2 separate regions of the Homo sapiens genome follow, and region 1 is linked to region 2. A link is an interaction called in ENCODE POLR2A ChIA-PET data of the cell type or tissue named here. Cell type or tissue: PC-9. All regions are shown on one strand. Links, peaks and the distances in the headings refer to the core of each region. The heading gives the core; the rest is flanking DNA.

Region 1 (5,382 bases), core at 323-5,322, 610 kb after region 2:
ATAATTACAAAATCTAAATAGAAAGAGGGCTGCTAAAGGCATGCAAAGGAAAGAGAAGTCATCACCAAACAAGGGTACAGACAGAAAAAGCCATAAAAAGCAGATATAAGAATTGAAAACAGATGACAATCTGTACCATTTAATGCAGGGACAAACGGCTCTACACACTTCAGAGCACACCTGATAATATCACAAAACTACAGCAAAGTGAAATAAAGCAGGATCTTTGGTTTGGCCTCTAAAGTTTGGTTTCCACTACATGTGAGTGGTCTAAAAGGTCTATCACGTAATTTTGCTAAGGCATGATCCTAAAAATCGTGTGTAGTGATGATGGTGTGTGGGAAGGAAGTCAGTCACTTGGGGTAGAATGAGTCTGGCTAGCTGCCCGGCTTCTACATCTGATTTTGGCTTTGATGTCATTTACAGGTTGCCATGTACTCAGAAATGAGAAAAATGACTTTAAAAGTCCCCTCTTCGTAAAAATTATCCTGAAAAAAAAAAAAAAAGCAGCTACTGAAGTTGATAACAGATGTGAAGAAGTCTAAGCAATAAAAGGTTCTTGGCTGGAAAATATACATTTCAGATAAAAAATGAGGTGTCTGGGATTGATGATATGAAAAAGTTCCCTATATGCTCTCTACAGATATAAAGCAAAAGTGACTCATGAAACTGAGTTAATGCTCCCATCAGTGAACACTGGATTATATGGAAGAAATGATATGCAGGAGTGGTTATCTACAATTGTCAGGAAAGGCAGAACTCCCATAAATTCCTGCACATGAATTACCATAAAGACTTAAATATAGCATGCTTTATGAAGACATAGACACAGCATACATTTATCAGAATCCCACCAAAGTGATGAAATGAAAACAACCTTTGAAGTTTTAAGAAATGTTTTATTTATCTAGAAAACTCACTTCTGTGGAAAAGCCCATTCCATTACCAAAACCATGTCATGAAAAATCCATATTCATGAAAAATCTAGTTAAACAATGAGGTGATAATTATCAGCTTATTTTTTTTATTTTTTTTTTGAGACAGTCTTGCTCTGTTGCCCTGGCTGGAGCGCAGTGGTGCAATCTCGGTTCACTGCAAGCTCCACTTCCTGGGTTCACACCATTCTCCTGCCTCAGCCTCCCGAGTAGCTGGGACTACAGGCGCCCACCACCGTGCCTGGCTAATTTTTTGTATTTTTAGTAGAGACGGGGTTTCACCATGGTCTCAATCTCCTGACCTCATGATCCGCCCACCTCAGCCTCCCAAAGTGCTGGGATTACAGGCGTGAGCCACCACACCCAGCCAATTATCAGCTTTTTGAAGAGTTTTTTTTTTACTTTGTCAAACAGGTTTAACAGAGTTTGTATTGACAGTGAGCTCCTCCTGCAATTTAAGGACTTCTACTTGCAAAAATTCAACTTACACATAGCTTTTCAAGAATACACTCACTGCCATGGAGTCCACTATTAGAGGGAGTGAGGACAAAGAGTCAATGAGAAGCAAGAAAACGTAGAGATAGAAAGAGGGATTGTGGGAGAATGAAGAAAACTGACAGCAGCCACTTCCAGCTTACATGTCCCAACCCTGCTTACAATTTTCAGTCACACAGATCACAAAGAGCATCTCTGGGCATTACTAAATTTATGATTGCCAAATCACAGCATCTCAGTCTTTAATACAGTATTTACAAAGTACAAAAGTGGTCCCATACCTGACATTCAAAAATGCCTCTGTTATCCTATGTATATTGTAATTTCTTTCAGGAAAAAACCCATATATGATTACACAACTTTTGTAACATGTAAATTATACTACTTTTCCCTTTTTTCTGAAGTTTTCCTATTAAACTAGCTTCCCATTTATGGACTATATCCTCAGAATTATTCGCAAGTCAGATGCTGCCAGACCCTGCATTGTGTTTAACAGAACCAACGGTTCACAATTCTGTCTCCACCCTGGCTTGTACTCTACTGGGACAAATGTTGATATACACTAAAATGACTAAGTAGGTCAAAGAGCAGGATAAATCAACACTCAGTGTGTTCCCCAAGCTGAATCACCCGAAGACTTTTTATAACATAAAGTCTGATGAAAACTATCCAAGGTAGGCTGGGCACAGTGGCTCACGTCTGTAATCCCAGCATTTTGGGAGGCTGAGGCGGGTAGATTACCTGAGGTCAGGAGTTCAAGACCAGCCTGGCCAACATGGTGAAACCCCACCTCTACTAAAAATACAAAAATTAGCCAGGAGTGGTGGTGCACACCTGTAATCCCAGCACTTTGGGAGGCTGAGGCAGGAGGATCACTTGAGGTCAGGAGTTTGAGACCAGCCTGGCCAACATGGCAAAATCCCGTCTCTACTAAAAATACAAAAATTAGCCGGGTGTGATGGCATGCACCTGTAATTCCAGCTACTCCAGAGGCTAAGGCATAAGAATCACTTGAATCTGGGAGGTGGAGGCTGCAGTGAGCCAAGACTGCGCCTCTGCACTCCATCCTGGGTGATGGAGTGAGACTCTGTCTCAAAATAAATAAATAAAATTAAAAAAAAAAAAAGAAAAATAAAAACCATCCAGGCTTTCACCAGAAAGTAGAAACTGACAAAACAGATGTACAGTGAAGAATTAAACCTTACTTAAAGAGAGTCTGGCCTTTGTGCTTGGCTTCTGAGAGGTAATCTCTAAGCCTAGTGGAATGCCATGCCTGATATAAGTGTCATTGTTTGCCTGGAGTCTTGAGTCACTGGATAGTCCAATTACGTGATTTAGGAGCAGGCTGGCCACACTGGATAGTTTTAGGGCAGGGGTTTTGGGTCACATGGTATCGGTACACCTCGGGAGAGACTGGAGACTGAGATTAGCCACATGGGCAGTCAACTATGATTGCACAATAGAGCACCAATAAAAACTGAACACACAGGTCTGGGTGAACTTTCCTGGTTGGCAATATTCCATGTATGCTGGCACACACTGAAGCGGAGAGAGTAATACTTTCCTGACTCCACAGGGAAAGGACAAATGAAGTTCCACCTTTGGTATTTTTTTGGACTCTGTCCTACATACTTCTTCCCTTGGCTGATTTAATCTGTATCCTTTTCCTTGTAATAAAACTGTAACCTCCTTGTAGTAAAGCTCTAACCATGAGTGTAACCACCAGCAAGTTCGGTGAGTCCTTTTATCAAATTATCAAGCCTCGCAGGTGGTCTTAGGGACCACTGAACTTTCAATTGGTATCAAAAGTTGGTGCCACAAGTGGGTGGTCATATGGACTGTGTTTCCTCTAACTTCTTAGTTGGCTGACTCCTTGCAACAGTGCTACTGTTCCCCTTTTCAGACTATCACACCTGTATTTGGTAGAGTGATCTGTATATTTGCCTTATCCCACTATAGGCCTCTGGACCTTGAGTGCCACAACCACTTCCCATACCTAATCTACTGAGGTTATTTTGATTCCTCCCCTCCCATAATCACCATTTTAAAGAAAACATTGATGGCAACAACTCTAGCATTGTTTAGGATTTACCTTTGTTCTGAAAGAGCATCTGCAGGAAATAACTGATGTGCGAGAGCATGGTCCACAGTCTCCTTCATGGCAGAGCTTTTCACAGGTATGAATGAAATCTTTAATAAAAACGAAAAGAGCTGGAAATGAAAACTGCAACTACTCATTTTCATACTCCCAAATTTGCTAGCCACACTGGTCTTCCCCTCCATGCCCTGCAACTCCAGAATCAGAGTTGAGGGAAGTATGCAGTCAATGCTTCTTCCCTATCTTCCCTTCATCTGGCAGACTGGGCCTTTTCTGACAACTTCAGGGCCCAGCTTAGACACTGGAATATGCTTTAAAGTATACGACGATTTGCCTAAGTCAAAAAAAGGCCAAGTGTGGTGGCTCATGCCTATAATTCCAGCACTTTGAGAGGCTGAGGTGGGAGGATCGCTTGACCCCAGGAGCTCGAGATCACCTGGGAACATGGTGAAACCCTGTGTCTACCAAAAAAAAAAAAAGCACAAAAACAAGAAATTAGCCAGGAGTGGTGATGCAGGCCTACAGTCCCAGCTACTCAGGAGTCTGAGGTGGGAAAATCTCCTGAGCATGGGACGTTGAGGCTACAGTGAACTGTGATCGCACCACTGAACTCCAGTCTAGGTGACAGAGCAAGACCCTGTTTCAAAACAAATAACAAAAACACAGAATAAATCTTCTTTTTCCTCAGGCCCCACATCTCCAGTGTAGACTTGAATCTCCCTAAAACTGTAGCCATGGATGACTTTAGTGGAATGCTGTCGACTCTGAAAGTCATCTGGGGATTATAAATAATCAGAAGCCATGATCCACAGTCTGACTGACTAGAGCTCTGTGAATGTCTGGTGGTGCCTGCATCCATGCTGCTAAACTAGGTTTAGGACAAGTCCTGTTTCCAGGACCCTATGGGGATCACCTGGGGTCTCTTATGGCTACTGTTTACATGGTGTACTTTTTCTATTCTTTAACTTTCAGCCTCATTGTATCTTTGACTATAAAGATTGTCTCCATGGCCTGGTGCGGTGGCTCACGCCTGTAATCCCAGCACTTTGGGAGACCGAGGTGGGCAGATCATGAGGTCAGGAGTTTGAGACCAGCCTGACCAACATGGTGAAACCCTGTCTCTACTAAAAATACAAAAAAATTAGCCAGGCGTGGTGGCGCCCACCTGTAATCCCAGCGACTCAGGAGGCTGAGGCAGGAGAATCGCTTGAACCTGGGAGGCGGAGGTTGCAGTGAGCCAAGATCATGCCACTGCACTCCAGCCTGGGCAACAGAGCAAGACTCCATCTCAAGAGAGCATATAGTTGGATCTTGTTTTTTAAATCCAGTCTAAAAAATTTCTGCTTTTGGCTGGGTGCAGTGGCTCATGCCTGTAATCCCAGCACTTTGAGAAGCCAAGGTGGGAGGACTGCTTGAGCCTAGGAGTTCGGGATCAGCCCAGGAAATAGAGTGAGATTCCACCTCTATAAAAAATAAATAAATCAAAACTCAAAAATATCTGCTTTTGCTCAATCCATTCACATTTAATGTTACTGTTATAGCTGGATTTATGTTCGTCTTTTTTAGTTTTCTGTAAGTCTCATGTCTTTTTTGTTATTCTAATACTCCTTTCCTATTTTCATTTGCATTTTGTCAATATTTTTTATAGTGTAATTCCCTTAATTATATTTTTCACTAAATGTTTTGAGTTATTTTCTTAATGGTCCCTCTAGGGCTTACCATATACATCTTATCAGAATCTACTTCAGATTTATACTAACTCCAGTAAGATACAGAAGGTTTACCCTTACACAGCTCTATTCTTCTCCCCTTTTGTGCAGTTATTGTTATACATATCACATCTATATGTTATAA
Region 2 (5,382 bases), core at 121-5,120:
CAAGTATGGGAGAGTGGTGTGGAAGAGAAACATAATATTCGTCATACATATTCTTGTATCTATTGGATTTTGTTTTTTGTTTGTTTGTTTGTCACCCAGTCTGTCACCCAGGCTGGAGTGCAGTGGCGCCATCTCAGCTCACTGCAAGCTCCGCCTCCCGGGTTCACGTCATAGGGCCTGCCTCAGCCTCCCGAGTAGCTGGGACTACAGGTGCCCACCACCACACCCGGCTAATTTTTTTGTATTTTTAGTAGAGATGGGGTTTCACCATGTTAGCCAGGATGGTCTTGATCTCCTGACTTCGTGATCTGCCTGCCTCGGCCTCCCAAAGTGTTGGGATTACAGGCGTGAGCCACTGCGCCCAGCCATCTTTTGGATTTTGTAACATCATATATATATATATATCAATTAGTCCAAAAACTTAATAAGTTTTTTTTTTTTTAATTTTTGGATGAAGACATGGTCTTGTTTTGTCATCCAGGCTGGAATGCAGTGGTGCAATCATAGCTCACTGCAGCCTTGTACTCCTGGGCTAAAGCAATCCTCCCACCTCAGCCTCCCAAAGTGCTGGCATTATAGGCATGAGTGACTGTGCCTGGCTCAAATTTTTAACAGTTATGTAGAAAATCCATAAAATAATAAAAGTATGATTCTCTGTTAGCTAATGGTCAGGTGTGTATAGCACCATAATATTGTTCTCACGAGTTCATCACTCCCTATGCTTAAACATAAACCAAATCTCTCTGGATAGGAAACAAGGTGTGTACCCATTTAGGAACTTTTCCCGTTTATCATAAATGAAGTGTTACACATAGTGTGTGTAAAACCTAAGAAATTCAACTGGAAATGATTTGGAGAAATTGGTGGTAATAGAACACTTCATGTTCTATTGAAGAACATTGTGAAGCCATTATGCCTCATTAATTGCTGCTTACTTTTTTTAGACTTCAAATCTCAACCTGAGCCATCCCCAGTTCTTAGCCAGTTGAGCCAGCGACAACAGCACCAGAGCCAGGCAGTCACTGTTCCTCCTCCTGGTTTGGAGTCCTTTCCTTCCCAGGCAAAACTTCGAGAATCAACACCTGGAGACAGTCCCTCCACTGTGAACAAGCTTTTGCAGCTTCCCAGCACGACCATTGAAAATATCTCTGTGTCTGTCCACCAGCCACAGCCCAAACACATCAAACTTGCTAAGCGGCGGATACCCCCAGCTTCTAAGGTGGGCATTTCATCATGAAGTCACCGTCCTAAAGCTGGAATTATTTTTACATTCAGCTCTAGTGGGATACTAAGTTTTGGAAACTGGGGTACAGTGTTTTTCAAGCACATAGCTTATTGATTGCATAATAAGGATATGGCCATTTCTGAGTGACCAGACTAGTATTAGAGGGAATGGGTTTGTGCTGAGAGCCACAGATCCTTATTTCAAGTACAGATTTGAAGATCTGGCTCAGAGAACTGTTGTTCTTGAGGGTTTTGCTGTATCCCATAGTTGGAGGATGCATGGTTCCTTGACCAGGTGATACTTTCATCATTGGTGAGTCCCCAAAAATAGAGTAGTCAGCTCAGTGTTCACTTCCCACCCACCATCACAACTCCCCCGCATTGCTCTTAGATGCAGGTGGTGATATTAATGCCAACCATTCCTGTTTAACTTTTAATTTCTCCTTTTTTTTTTTAAATGAGACAGGGTCTCGCCGTGTTGTCCAGGCTGGTCTTGAACTCCTGGGTGCAAATGATCCTCCTGTCTTGGCCTCCCAAAGTCCTGGGATTACAGGCATGAGCCACCATGCCCAGCCAACTTTTAATTTTTCTTAGCTTGTTTTTTTTCTTTCTCTTTTTAGAAAAGTCTTAGCCTATTTTCTCCTTGTTTCTCACTCCTTCTTCTTGCCAGTATTGCCTGGGAACCTAAATGCTTGTTTGGCTCTGTTATAGGCCTTTGTGACCTGGAATCTGTGACCTCTGTTCCTGACACGACAGCTTTGCTTTTTCAGATCCCAGCTTCTGCAGTGGAAATGCCTGGTTCAGCAGATGTCACAGGATTAAATGTGCAGTTTGGGGCTCTGGAATTTGGGTCAGAACCTTCTCTCTCTGAATTTGGATCAGCTCCAAGCAGTGAAAATAGTAATCAGATTCCCATCAGCTTGTATTCGAAGTCTTTAAGGTACTGAATTTAGTCCTTTGTTATGAAGCAAAATAGACCCTAAGAGAGATCAACTGGTGGAAAAGAATACATCCTGTGGTAATAGCTATCCTCAGTGTTTATCCAGACCTTCCATCATCTCCATAAGAAACCCCATACCTGTAGCAGACAGTCTCAGTTTCTTCATTGCCCTGCCCCTTAGCAACCAATAATCTGTCTCTGGATTTGCCTACCTGGACATTTCATATAACTGGAATCTTGGAATATGTGGCCTTTTATGTCTGATCTTTCACTTAGTGTAAGTTTTCGAGGTACACCCATGTTTAATGTATCATTTTTATTGCCAAATATTTCATTGTGTTGATAATACCACATTTTATTCATTCATTAGTTGGTGGACATTTGGGTTGTTTGCTCTTTTTGACTATAGTGAATGATGCTGCTATGGACATTTGGTTTCAAGTTTTGCATGCTTTCAGTTCTTTGGGATGTATATCCCAGGAGTAGAGTTGCTGAGTCATATGGTAACTTAACCATTCAGGAAACTCCCATACTGTTTCCACTGTGGCTGTAGCATTTGACATTCCTACCAGTAGTCTATGAGGGATCTAATTTCTCCACATGTTTGCAGCAGTCATTTTCCTTCAGTGGAATATTTTATAAATACAAAATCTCAGATTTTAGTTTTCTTTTCTTTTCTTTTTTTTTTTTTTGAGATAGGGTCTTGCTCTGTTGTCCAGGCTGGAGTGCAGCAGCATGCTTGGCTCGCTGCAACCTCTGCCTCCCAGGCTCAAATGATCCTCCTGCCTCAGACTCCTGAGTATCTGGGATTACAGGCGTGCACCACCATGCCCAGCTAATTTTTAAATATGTTTTGTAGAGACAGGGTTTCGTCATGTTGCCCAGACTGGCCTCAAACTCTGGAGCTCAATGAATCTGCCTGCATCAGCCTCCCAAAGTGCTGGGATTACAGGCATGAGCCACCGGCCTGGCTGACTTTGTTGTTGTTGTTGTTTTAGTTTTTTCACATTCCAGAGGCAAAACCTGATATTTGTTTAAGTTTCCTTTTTAAAGATGGTCTCAAACACCTGGATTCCTTAAAGAATCTTCTTATTTTTTTTCTTTTTTTCTAGACAGAGTCTTGCTCTGTCGCCAGGCTGGAGTGCAGTGGCGCGATCTTGGTTCACTGCAACCTCTGCCTCCCGAGTTCAAGTGATTCTCCTTTCTCAGCCTCCAGAGTGGCTGGGATTACAGGTGCCCACTGCCACGCCCTGCTAATTTTTGTATTTTTAGTAGAGACGGGGTTTCACCATGTTGGCAAGGATGGTCTCGATCTCCTGACCTCCGGATCCGCCCACCTCTGCCTCTCAAAGTGCTGGGATTACAGGCGTGAGCCACCGCACGCAGCCTAAGTATTCTTAAAGATGTCCCCCTATCTCTCAGTTAAATTAGGTGGGTCTCATTTGGGATAATAAATTGATGCAGTAGTTGCATCTCGTGAAGCTGTTTATGTTTTTTTTTTTTTATGAAGCTATTTAAAGTAACAAAATTATGTTGAATATTTTTGACTCTTTTCAGTGAGCCTTTGAATACATCTTTATCAATGACCAGTGCAGTACAGAACTCCACATATACAACTTCCGTCATTACCTCCTGCAGTCTGACAAGCTCATCACTGAATTCTGCTAGTCCAGTAGCAATGTCTTCCTCTTATGACCAGAGTTCTGTGCATAACAGGATCCCATACCAAAGCCCTGTGAGTTCATCAGAGTCAGCTCCAGGAACCATCATGGTAAGTGGTATTTTAGTTTTTTTCTCAGAAGATGTCCGTCTTATTTGGAAATTAATGTTTGGTTAAATTATGCTTCTTGGATATGATTTTATTTTACAAATTGACTAACCTTTTGAGTAGAATCCTTATAGTTCATTGAGTTTGTTTATAGTGGGCATCTCTAGCACCCATGCTCTTGAGTGTGTGGATAGATCTGCAGGTTCATACACTTTGTGGAGAAAACCAAGCATGCGTGTAGTATGAGCACTTTGGCTGTAGTACTGGGTACTTCTACATTGTCTGAAATATCTCTGAATATTTCATGTACTGCTTTCTCTCTGATTGCCCCATTTGCTTTGAATGTATTTGCTTCTTCATCACTGTTAGGTATTTTTGTGTTAAAATTATGTATTTTCTACCTAGTTTTTGTTAATAATACTGGACTATAGATAAAGGAACCAGATCTATTTTTGATATAGTTTTAAAGTTTTACCCTTCTAGATTCTTGCTAACTGCATATCTGATGGTCATTGCCAGTTGTATTGCTTTCTGTTAAGTTGAGATGTACCAATATCTCCTGAGAATCTTAGAAAGAAACTTAAAAAAGAACAAGTATACACATTTCATGTCACACTAGTAATACTTGAACATCATTCTGTCCCAGGAAATTAAAATAATATGGATGACACTACAGGCATACCTTGGAGATACTGCAGGTTGTTTTATACCACTGCAATAAAGAAAGTTGCGCTAATTTTTTGGTTTCCTAGTGCATATAAAAGTTACAATGTGGATATCTTAATTAAAGATACTTTATTGATAAGAAATGCTAAAAATTAATATGTGAGCATTCAGTGTGAGCAATTCTGTGGATTGTTTGTTTTTTGGGGGAGTACAGGTTCTTGCTTTGTCACCCAGGTTAGAGTCCAGTGGCGCGATCACAGCACACTGCAGCCTTGACCTCCCGGGCTCAGTGAGTCCTCCCACCCTAGCCTCCCAAAGAGCTGGGACTACAGACATGCATTGCCATGTCTGGCTGACTTTTGTATTTTGTTTAGAGACGGGGTATCACCATGTTGCCCAGTCTGATCTTGAACTGCTGGGTTCACGCAATCCACCTATCTTGGCCTTCTTCCAAAGTGCTGGGATTATAGGGTGAGCCACTACACTGGGCTCTTTGTTCCTTTTATCACTTGACATTATTTTGTAAATATGACATGATAGCTTAGGATTTCAGCTCAACAACTCTGTATGTCCAAGGTTTCTGAGTAAATTTTTAAGCCAACAATTTTTATTAACAGTGCTGGAACTTGATAATCCTATGAGTAAATCCAAGCCCTTGCCCCACAAGAACCCCTCCTAGGGTGTATACACCCTCACACACACATTTGCAGCATCTTACTTGGTGTAGGCAGCTGAGAAAAGTATAGATATGCTTCCAGTTTAGGAAGAAGCCTTTCTAGAGCCA

What was found. Peaks named below come from ENCODE experiments on the same cell type or tissue, not always from the same donor. Only the 100,000 strongest peaks of a DNase experiment are listed, where the experiment ranks them.
Region 1: POLR2A ChIA-PET joins it to region 2 with 8 read pairs; 1 of 35 experiments calls an interaction of 5 or more read pairs at or near these places.

What each region holds. Positions count from the first base shown.
Region 1 is chr9:33,326,819-33,332,200 of GRCh38, reverse strand. NFX1 (nuclear transcription factor, X-box binding 1) reads right to left here. Exons shown (of 24, transcript NM_002504.6): 10 at 3,523-3,620. Among named protein-coding and RNA genes, the nearest start is that of NFX1, 39 kb to the right of the region's middle. In PC-9, for the core only: no CTCF peak of the experiment used is centred there; DNase peaks (open chromatin) are centred at 2,050 and 2,840; H3K4me3 peaks cover 352 bases; H3K27ac peaks cover 4,226 bases.
Region 2 is chr9:33,940,202-33,945,583 of GRCh38, reverse strand. UBAP2 (ubiquitin associated protein 2) reads left to right here. Exons shown (of 29, transcript NM_001370062.2): 14 at 945-1,219; 15 at 1,995-2,164; 16 at 3,722-3,935. Among named protein-coding and RNA genes, the nearest start is that of SNORD121B, 8.5 kb to the right of the region's middle. In PC-9, for the core only: no CTCF peak of the experiment used is centred there; a DNase peak (open chromatin) is centred at 2,693; H3K27ac peaks cover 1,188 bases.